2 separate regions of the Homo sapiens genome follow, and region 1 is linked to region 2. Evidence: read pairs that join two places in POLR2A ChIA-PET (ENCODE). Cell type or tissue: Caco-2. All regions are shown on one strand. Links, peaks and the distances in the headings refer to the core of each region. The heading gives the core; the rest is flanking DNA. Region 1 has its middle 4.1 kb from the start of NPW. Region 2 has its middle 16 kb from the start of CCNF.

Region 1 (5,372 bases), core at 100-5,099, 400 kb before region 2:
TAGCCGGGCATGGTGGTGGGCGCCTATAATTCCAGCTACTTGGGAACCTAAGGCAGGAGAATCGCTTTGAACCCGGGAGGCAGAGGTTGTAGTGAGCGGAGATCATGCCACTGTACTCCAGCCTGGGTGACAGAGCAAGACTCTGTTTCAAATAAAATAAAATAAAGCCAGCTAATTAGCAACCTTAATTTTATATTCCCTGGTGTGGTGGTGCGCACGTGTAGTCTCAGCTACTCGGGAGGCCGAGGCAGGAGGATTGTGTCAGTCCAGGAGTTCTGAGGATATAGTGGGCTGTGTCAGTCAGGTGTCTGCACTAAGTTTGGCATCGACTTGGTGACCTCCTGGGAGCAGGGGACCACCAGGTTGCCTCAGGAGGGGTGAACTGGGCCAGTTTGGAAAGAGAGCAGGTCAAAACTCCTGTGATCAGTAGTGGGATCACGCCTGTGAATAGCCACTAGACATCAGCCTGGGCAACATAGTGAGACCCTGCCTCTAATCAACCATTTTATCTACAGCCTAATTCCCTCCTACTATGTGGCATAAATATTCACAGGTTGCAGGGATTGGGGGCGAACATCTTTGGGGGGCTACTGTTCTGCGTACACACATGGGTGAAGGCCAGGGATGCTACTAAAGATTCTCAGTGCACAGGATGGCAAAGGTCAGTAGTGCTGCAGCTACGAGTTTTTCTGTTTCTGGCCGGGCGCAGGGGCGCATGCCTGTAATCCCAGCACTATGGGAGGCCGAGGCGGGCGGATCCCCTGAGGTCAGGAGTTCGGGACCGGCCTGGCCAACATGGCGAAACCCTGTCTCTACTAAAAATACAGAAATTAGCTGAGCGTTTTGGCAGGCACCTATAATCCCAGCTACTTGGGAGGCTGAGTCAGGAGAATCTCTTGAGCACAGGAGGCGGAGGTTGCAGTGAGCAGAGATCGCACCATTGCACTCTAGCCTGGGTGACAGAGTGAGACTCTGTCTCAAAAACAAAACAAACAAAACAAAACAAAATAGTAGTTATGCTTATGATTCAAACATTTGGAGATAAATACTAGAAGAAACAGCTAACAGCTAAAAGAGTTGGAAGTAGCTGTCTCTGGAGAGTAGGAGCAGGGTGTGAAGGGTGGGCAGGGATAGCTTTGTTCTCTTCCTTATAGCAAGCAGCCTTTGATTTATAATGTATACTGCCTTGACAACATTAATTATTTTATTTTATTTATTTATTTATTTATTTTTTATTTTTTTGAGACGGAGTCTTGCTCTGTTGCCCAGGCTGGAGTGTAGTGGCACCATCTCGGCCCACTGCAACCTCTGCCTCCCGGGTTCAAGCAATTCTGCCTCAGCCTCCCGAATAGTTGGGATTACAGGCATGCAACACCATGGCTGGCTAATTTTTGTATTCTTAGTAGAGATGGGGTTTCACCATGTTGGCCAGGCTGGTCTCGAATTCTTAACCTTGTGATCCACCTGTCTCAGCCTCCCAAAGTGCTGGGATTATAGGCGTGAGCCACCAGGCGCAGCCCTAATTATTATTATTATTTTTTTTTTTCCTTTTTTTTCTTTTTCTTTTCTTTCTTTCTTTTTTTTCTAATTTTTTTTTTTTTGAGGTGGTCTCTTGCTCTGTCGCCCTGGCTGAAGTGCAGTGACATGATCTTGGCTCACTGCAACCTCCGCCTCCCGGGTTCAAGTGATTCTCCTGCCTCAGCCTCCCAGGTAGCTGGGATTACAGGTGCCTGCCACCACGCCCAGCTAATTTTTGTATTTTTAGTAGAGACAAAGTTTCACTGTGTTGGCCAGGCTGGTCTCAAACTCCTGACCTCATGATCCGCCCGCCTCGGCCTCCCAAAGTGCTGGGATTACAAGCGTGAGCCACCACACCCGGGCAATTTTTTGTATTTTTAGTAGACACGGGGTTTCACCGTGTTAGCCAGGATGGTCTCGATCGCCTGACCTTGTGATCTGCCCACCTCGGCCTCCCAAAGTGCTGGGATTACAGGTGTGAGCCACTGAGCCTAGCCAATTATTTAATATATTTACTGTTTTGGTTTTTTTTTTCATTTTTTGTGAGATGGAGTCTCGCTCTGACGCCCATGCTGGAATGCAGTGGCATAATCTCGGCTCACTGAAACCTCCGCCTTCTAGGTTCAAGCAATTCTTATACCTCAGCCTCCCGAGTAGCTGGGATTACAGGCGTGCACCACAACACCCAGCTAATTTTTTTGTATTTTTAGTAAAGATGGAGTTTCACCGTGTTGGCCAGGCTGGTCTTGAACTCCTGAGCTTAAGTGATCCGCCCACCTCGGCCTCCCAAACTGTTGGGATTATAGGCATGAGCCACTGAGCCCGAGCTATGTATTTACTTTTTGAGACAGGGTCTGTCGCCCAGGCTGGAGTGCAGTGGCAAGATCGCGACTCACTGCAGCCTTGCGAACTCCAGGCCTCAAGGGAACTTTCTACCTCGGACTTCAGGCACACACCACCACACCCAGCTAATATATATATATATTTCGTCATTGTTTGTTTTGGTAGAGATGGGGTTTCGCCATATGGCCCAGGCTGGTCTCTAACTCCGCCTCAGCCTCCCAAAGTGTTGGGATTGCAGGCGTGAGCCACTGTGCCACGCCCTGGCCAATAATTTTAAAGATGACAAAACAGATTTGCTCATTAATCTCCTCCTTACCAGGGCGTTCCTGTTCGGGGCCAGGCTTTGTGCCTGCGGCAGGCGTGGTCCTGGCCTTAAGCAAGTGTCTCACGGGTTTCTAGGCCGGACACTGGTGTCAAGGAACTGAGATGTGAGCCTCAAGAAGCAGGGCTGGCTCTCGTCACCTCCTCCCCAAGGAGAGTTGTGACTCCAGACCCCTGGAGGTGGGGAGAAGGAAGCCTTTGTCACCAGGTCCTGTTCCTGGGCACCAGGCTGGGCAGGACACAGAGGCCTTCCTCCTGCCGCCTGAAAAGGGAGCCCACAGACACCCTTAAGGTTCTGTGTTTTGCTCCTCTAACCCAGTCCTGGTCTCCCCCTGCCACGTGTTCCGGACACTCCACCCAACAGACGCCTCCCCGTGCCTCTGTTCCCAGTGACCTTTCCCTGCGTCCTGCGACTCTCACTCCCTTGGGCCACAGCAATAAACAAGGTAGAGGAGCCACTGCTGGTTTTTTTGTTGTTGTGGTTCTGTTTTGTTTTGTTTTTTTTGAGATAGAGTCTTGCTCTGTCGCCCAGGCTGGAGTGCAGTGGTGTGATTTTGGTTCACTGCAACCTCTGCCTCGCGGGTTCAAGTGATTCTCCTGCCTCAGCCTCCCGAGTAGCTGGGACTACAGGCACCCATCACCACGCCTGGCTAATTTTTGTATTTTTAGTAGAGACGAGGTTTCACTGTGTTGGCCAGGCTGGTCTCAAACTCCTGACCTCATGATCTACCTGCCTTGGCCTCCCAAAGTGCTAGGATTACAAGCATGAGCCACCATGTCCAGCTGTTTTTTTTTTGTTTGTTTGTTTTGTTTTTTTTTTTCTTGAGAGAGAAGGAGTCTTCCTCTGTTGCCCAGGCTGGAGTGCAGTGGCGCAATCTCCACTGCTTCTATTTGCTGTCACAGGGACTTCCATCCCAGCATAGACTTTCATTGATCAGTTTCCACAGTTCCCCCTGCAGAAGCTCCCCGGGCCACCTCCAGGGGGCGTCCTGGACCCTCCCCTGACTGGCTGGAGTCCCCCCAGGGGTCCAGAGACACCCACGTCCTCTTAGCCAGGAGCGGGTGGCAGCGCCAAGGGACCCTGATGGGGCCTGGCTCTGGCCCATGTCGTGCTGCACTACCCGCCCACCACACACTCCAGGCAGCTGTCAAGGACAAGGGGCCCTGGGGGAGCGTGGCGGGGATAGCTTCTTGCAGGGCCTCTGGTCCCCGTGGTCCTCCAGGCGGCGCAGACAGCTCCATCTGCATCCCCCATTCTGCCCCTGTCACAGTGTTTTCCTGACAGGCTGGGGGTGGTCAGCCTCTGGTGCAGCAAGGATAGGTCCTAGCCACAGCGTTCATTGAGTGCTTACTGGGTACCAGGCACGGTTCAGCTCCCAGACCCACCACTGGATTATCAGTGCCAACAAGATGATGAAGTGGCCACTTTTTTTACCCCCAGTTTACAGATGAGGAAACTGAGGCAGGAGAGGCCGAGGTCCTTATCCTCTTCCCCTCAGCTGCGACTATCAAGCAGGGCTGGCGTCTCGCCACTTCAGTGTGGCCTTCCTGGAGAGGGCTGCTGCTTCTAACCCTCGTCAGGCTCACCAGACTCACCGGGGACCCTCACGCCTCAGGAGTGGGAGTCTGGCTCTGCCCCCAGACCTTCTGTTTTGTTTGTTTGTTTGTTTGTTTTTTGAGATGGAGTCTTGCTCTGTCACCCAGGCTGGAGTACAGTGGTCCCATCGTGGCTCACTGCAACCTCTGCCTCCCGAGTTCAAGTGATTCTCCTCCCTCAGCCTCCCGAGCAGCTGGGACTACAGGTGTGTGCCACCATGCCCGGCTAAGTTTTTTTTTTTTTTTTTTTGAGATGGAGTCTCACTCTGTCACCCAGGCTGGAGTGCAATGGCACAGTCTTGGCTCACTGCAACCTCCGCCTCCGAGGACCAAGCAATTCTCCCGCCTCAGCCTCCTGAGTAGCTGGGACTACAGGCGCATGCCACCACACCCGGCTAATTTTTGTATTTTTAGTAGAGATGGGATTTCACTATGTTGGTCAGGTTGGTCTGAAATTCTTGACCTCGTGACATGCCTGCCTCGACCTCCCAAAGTGCTGAGATTACAGGCATGAGCCACTGTGCCTGGCAAGTTTTGTATTTTTAATAGAGATGGGGTTTTGCCATGTTGGCCAGGCTGGTCTTGAACTCCTGGCCTCAAGTAATCCACCTGCCTCAGCCTCCTGAAGTGCTGGGATTACAGGCATGAGCCACTGTGCCCAGCCTGCCCCCAGCCTTTCTGTGCCCTTCTGGACAGGAGTACCCTGTTCCCCCAAGCTGAGGCTCTTGGGCTCAGGTGCTAGGATGTATCTCACCTCCACCATTTACCCAACATGATCTGGGGCAGGTCAGTTCTCCCTGGGCCTCAGTTTACTCGTTGGTGAGTGGAGTCAATAATAGTTCCACTCATGACATTGTCTGGAGGTCAAGATGAGATAGTTCATGATGACCCAAAACGAGATCCCTGGTGTCTGGGACCCAGGGGCTGCCCCATGACTGACATGGTTGCTGAGGGAGGGCTGGATTCACCCTTGCTGGGAGGTCAGGAAAGACTGTGTCAGGCTCTGCCCTCTGGGAGGGGGTTGTTAAGCCCAGATGGCCACAGAGGGAAATTCTGAGGGACTGTCTGGCCCTGCGCCTTTTTTTTTTTTTAAG
Region 2 (5,372 bases), core at 95-5,094:
GCATACCATTCTTCTGCCCTGGCTCTGGCGCTATTGGACAATTTTCTCTTGAAGTTGCTTTCTGGTGCCAGGGCTTCCATTACCGCAGCCAACCACCCTCAACCTCAGCCAGCCAGGGAGGATTCAGAGAATTTCCTGTATCAGTATGTGTGAATTTTCTTCTCTCTATCTACACCTCTGTAGGGTTCCACCCTTTCCCACCTGTTTCTGTCTTTGCCTCTTGTTTTAATTACAAATTGTTATTTTGGGAGATGGTTGTTATTAGCAGTTCCACTTACTCTGCTATCTCTCTCCTTATGTCCCGTCTTTTACAGGGAACCTAAAGGACATTACCTTGTTATCAACTTGCTTTTTGGATTAGCTTTCCTGTCTAGCTCTTTTTCCATGTTGACAGTCAGAGAGAGGCGCGTTAAGGCCAAGCTTGTCCAGTTTATCAATGGAGTTTATGTGGCCACTTTCTGGCTCTCCACTCTGCTATGGGACCTCATCTCCTTCCTCATTCCCAGTCTGCTGCTGGTGGTGAGTGCTGGAGGGTGCTGGGATTCTTCAGCTGCATATCACAGGCAGCTTTTCCTGGGGACCCCTGCCCAGAACCGGAACCAGCTAGGAAGTCTAGGTTGGCAGCTCTGCCCCAGTGGGGACACAGGGTGTGAGATCTCCCTCATCCCTTGGCAGAAGAAGACTCAAGTTCCCAGCTTTGTTAGGAGCAGAGGGATCTGCTTCAGGGTCTCCATGTGGCCCCCCCAAGAATTGCTACTTCAAGCTAGTAAGGGGCAGTACTTTGGGGACATATGTTTATTGTCCAGAAATACCTCACCAGGGTACTGATGGGTTGAAGTACTTAATTGTGGTTGCATTGAGTAATTTTCAGCTCCCTGGTTATTTTATGCAGAATGGACCGCCTCCTGCTTTGTTCTGCCTGTGTGTTTTGTGAGCATCTCTGAACCCCTTATCACACTACACTGTACCACTGATTTCCAGGGCAGCTCCTGGAGAGCAGAGTTTAGAGCTTGTTCATGTCTGCATGTGCAGATGAGCAGAAGGGAAGTGCCCATGCGGTATTTCTAACACCTCACTTTTAAAATTCAGATTCTGATATTCTTTCTCAAGTGTTTAGGATTGACTTTTTTTTTTTTTTTTTTTTTTGAGACGGAGTCTCGCTCTGTGGCCCAGGCTGGAGTGCAGTGGTGCGATCTCGGCTCACTGCAAGCTCCGCCTCCCAGGTTCACGCCATTCTTCTGCCTCAGCCTCCTGAGGAGCTGGAACTACAGGCACCCGCCACCACGCCCAGCTAATTTTTTGTATTTTTCGTAGAGACGGGGTTTCACTGTGTTAGCCAGGATGGTCTCGATCTCCTGACCTCGTGATCCACCTGTCTCGGCCTCCCAAAGTGCTGGGATTACAGGCGTGAGCCACCGTGCCCAGTCCCCTCTGCTTTTAACTTGGGAGTCATTCTGTCTCCTAAGGGACTCTTGGTGATAGTTTTATCTCCACAAACTATAGAGGCAGGAACTGCATCCTCCTTATCATCTGGAAGATGACACTCAAACAACTTGGGAGCCGGCAATTCACCCCTGCTATCTGGACGCAGATCACCTGTAAACCTCATTTCCCTCTGCCCTCAGCTCCCCCACCTCCGCAGATGCAGCCCATGCTGCGGCTGTGCTCCTGATTTTCCCACACACACCGTGTTCTTGCAGATCCTCCCGCGTGAACAATTGGAAAGAAGTAAAGTGACAGATTCGAGGAGCATAGCAGAAGAAAGATACTTAGGTCTTAGAGGTTGAATGACTATAGAGGAAGAGGAGTCAGGGAGAACCAGTTTTCTGGTCTGGAGGCCTGGGAGTCTGATGTTGTAATGATGGATATACAATAACGTGGGTTAGGATAGATAATAGAAGATATGCCCTTTTCTTCCTGCAAGCAGAGTTAATATTTTCTATTCTCTTCGCATAGCTAGGCTATGCAACAATCTCAAAATCCTTGGATTATACATTCCTAATACTTCCAGGGCACTGCCTGGGGATGGCTTTCACCAACTTATATTACAACTCTGAACTACAGAGGTTTTGCAGTGTCAAGAACCTGAGTGATATTGAGTGTAATGAAGTCTGTGAGTATTGTAAATGGAATTTGTTAATTACATTTTTGTTGAAACATAATTCATATAAAATATGCCCTTTTAAAGCTTACAAGTCAGTAATCTGTCATGAGATAAGAGTTTTTTTAAAAAGAATAAAATTTACAAGTCAGTGGTTTTTGGTATATGCAGAGTAACCTTCCCCACTATCTAATTCTAGAAAATTTTCATCACTCCAAAAGGAAACCCTATACCCATTAACAGTCACTCCCCATTCCCTTCTTCCCCCAGCCCCTCGCAATCACTAATCTGCTTCCTGCTGTTATGAATTTGCTTGTTCTGGATATTTCACATAAATGGAATAATACAATGTGTGAGCTTTGTGTCTGTCTGCTTGTACTTAGAATAATGTTTTCAAGGTTCATCCATGTTGTAAGAGGTGTCAGTGCTCCATCCCTTTGCGTAGCTGAATGTTAGTCCATTGTATGGTTTCACCACAATTTATCTTTTCATCTGTTGATGGACATGTGGGTTGTTTCTGCTTTTGCTATTACGAATAACAGTATTATAAACATTTGGATATGAGTTTTTATGTGAACATGTTTTCAGTTCTCTTGGGTATATACCAAGACTATATTTGCTAGGTCATATGGTAACTGTGTTTAGCATTTTGAGGAACTACAAAACTGTTTTCTACATTAGCTGAACCATTTTACATTCCTACCAGCAAAGTCTGAGGATTCCAGTTTGTCCACATCCTCTCCAACGCTTTAAAAAATTATTTACTTTTTAAATTATAGTACAATATACATAGCATGAAATTTCATTTATCAATTTTTTTTCTTTTTTCTTTTTTTTTTTTTTTTTTTAGACGGAGTCTTACTCTGTCTCCCAGGCTGGAGTGCAGTGGTGCAGTCTCAGCTCTCACTGCAACCTCTGCCTTTTGGGTTCAAGCGATTCTCCTGCCTCAGCCTCCTGAGTAGCTGGGATTACAGGCATGCACCACTGTGCCTGACCTCCTTTCAACATTTCTTATAGGGCAGGTCTGGTGGTAATTTTATGCCCCCTTTTCCAACATTTTTAAATTCCTTTTAAAAATTGTATTATAAAGCCATGTACAGTGGCATGCATCTGTAGTCCCAGCTGTTCAATCTGTAGTCCCAGCTGAAGTGGGAGGATCGCTTGAGTCTAGGAGCTTGAAGCCAGCTTGGGCAACATAGCAAGACCCCATCTCTTTTTAAAAAAAATTATTATAGCTATTCTAATGAGTATAAATTAGTATCACATTGTGGTTTTGGTCTTTGTTTTCCTAATGACTAATGATGTTGAGCATCTTTTCATGTGCTTATTGGCTATTTGTATATCTTCTTGGGAGAGCTATTTAGTCAAATCCCTCCTCCATTTTTAATTAGGTTATTTGTCTTTTTTCTTTTTATCAGGAAGTTGTAAAAATTTTTTTTTTTTTTTTTTTTTTTTTTTGGACAGGTCTTACTCTGTCATCCAGGCTGGAGTGTAATGGCATAATCACGGCTTACTGCAGACTCGACCTCCTGGGCTCAAACCATCTTCCCACCTCAGCTTCCTGTGTAGCTGGGACTACGGGTGCATGCCACTGTGCCCGGCTAATTTTTTAATTTTTTGTAGAGACAGTAGTCTCACTATGTTGCCCAGGCTGGTCTCGAACTCCTGGCCTCAAGCAATCCTCCTACCTCGGCCTCTCAAAATGCTTGCAGGCATAAGCCACCACACCCAGCCAATAATTCTTTACAAAGTTGGATACTAGACCTTGTCAAATATATCATTTTCAAATATTTCCTCCTATATTGCAGGTTGTCTTTTCACTTTCTTGACAGTGTCCCTTGATGAACAAAAGCTTTTAATTATGAAATTATGACAAAGACCAATTTATCTATTCTTTTCTCTTTTGTGTTTTTGATTTAAGAAATTATTGCCTTATGCAAGATAGGGAAGTTTTACCTCTACATTTTCTTCTAAGAGTTTTAGCTTTTTTTTTTTTTTTTTTTTTTTGAGATGGAGTCTTGCTCTGTCACCCAGGCTGGAGTGCAGTGGCGGGATCTTGGCTCACTGCAAGCTCCACCTCACGGGTTCACACCATTCTCCAGCCTCAGCCTCCTGAGTAGCTGCGACTACCGAGTAGCAGGCACCTGCCTGCTACTACGCCCATCTAATTTTGTTTTTGTATTCTTAGTAGAGACGGGATTTCACCATGTTAGCCAGGATGGTCTCGATCTCCTGACCTCGTGATCCGCCTGCGTCGGCCTCCCAAAGTGCTGGGATTACAGGCATGAGCCACTGCGCCCGGCTGAGTTTTAGCTCTTACATTTAGGCCTTTGATTCATTTTAATTTTTTATATGGTGTTAGGTAGAGATCCAAATTCATTCTTTTGCATATATGTGTAATTGTCCCAGTGCCATTTGTTGAAAAGACAAAAGTTTCTGTTTTGGTGGAAGATTTTTAACTACAAATTCAATTTCTTTTCTTTTTTTTTTTTTTTTTTGAGATGGAGTCTTGCTCTGTCACCCAGTCTAGAGTGCAGTAGCACAATCTCAGCTCACTGCAACCTCCACCTCCTGGTTCAAGCAATTCTCCTGCCTCAACCTCCCAAGTAGCTGGGATTTCAGGCGCATGCCACCATGACTGGTGAATAGTTTTTCCTTTTTTTTAGAGGTAAGGTTTCACTTTTTCCCTGGAACTGCAGGCAGGTGCCACCATGCCAGTCTAATTTTTGTATTTTAGTAGAGATGGGGGTCTTGCTATTTTGCCTAGGCTGGTCTCAAACTTCCAGGTTCACGTGATTCTCCTATAGATTCCCCAGAAAAGAGCAGCAAACAGACTTGGCCTCTGTCCAAAGGGAGGGTGCCTTCGGGGGCTGCTGGAGCAGCATGTTCCCTGATAATCAGTGCTGGTGGGTGGTAGAGAACAATGTAACCACCTGCTAGGGGACAGTCAGGATTCCTGTGGCCACATGCCCAGCACAGACTTTCAAACAACCTTTGGGCCCCTCCCCTCATTTTTTTTTTTTAAGAAAGAAGGTCTTGCTCTGTTGCCCAGGCTGGAGTGCAGTGGTGCAATTATGGCTCACTGCAGCCTAGAACTCCTGGACTCAACCAGTCCTCCCACCTCAGCCTCCTGAATAGCTGGAACTATACAGGTGCACACCACCGTGCCTGGCTCAGAAGTATAGTTTTCTACCTTTATGATGTGGAAGACCCTCCAGAGCTTGCCATGAAACCCAGAAACGACAAAGTAGTATATAATATTTAAATACAT

The links. Peaks named below come from ENCODE experiments on the same cell type or tissue, not always from the same donor. Only the 100,000 strongest peaks of a DNase experiment are listed, where the experiment ranks them.
Region 1: POLR2A ChIA-PET joins it to region 2 with 6 read pairs; 3 of 35 experiments call an interaction of 5 or more read pairs at or near these places.

Annotation. Positions count from the first base shown.
Region 1 is chr16:2,012,983-2,018,354 of GRCh38, forward strand. It overlaps the pseudogene RN7SL219P. Among named protein-coding and RNA genes, the nearest start is that of NPW, 4.1 kb to the right of the region's middle. In Caco-2, for the core only: no CTCF peak of the experiment used is centred there; a DNase peak (open chromatin) is centred at 2,619.
Region 2 is chr16:2,410,307-2,415,678 of GRCh38, forward strand. It overlaps the pseudogene ABCA17P. Among named protein-coding and RNA genes, the nearest start is that of CCNF, 16 kb to the right of the region's middle. In Caco-2, for the core only: no CTCF peak of the experiment used is centred there; no DNase peak of the experiment used is centred there.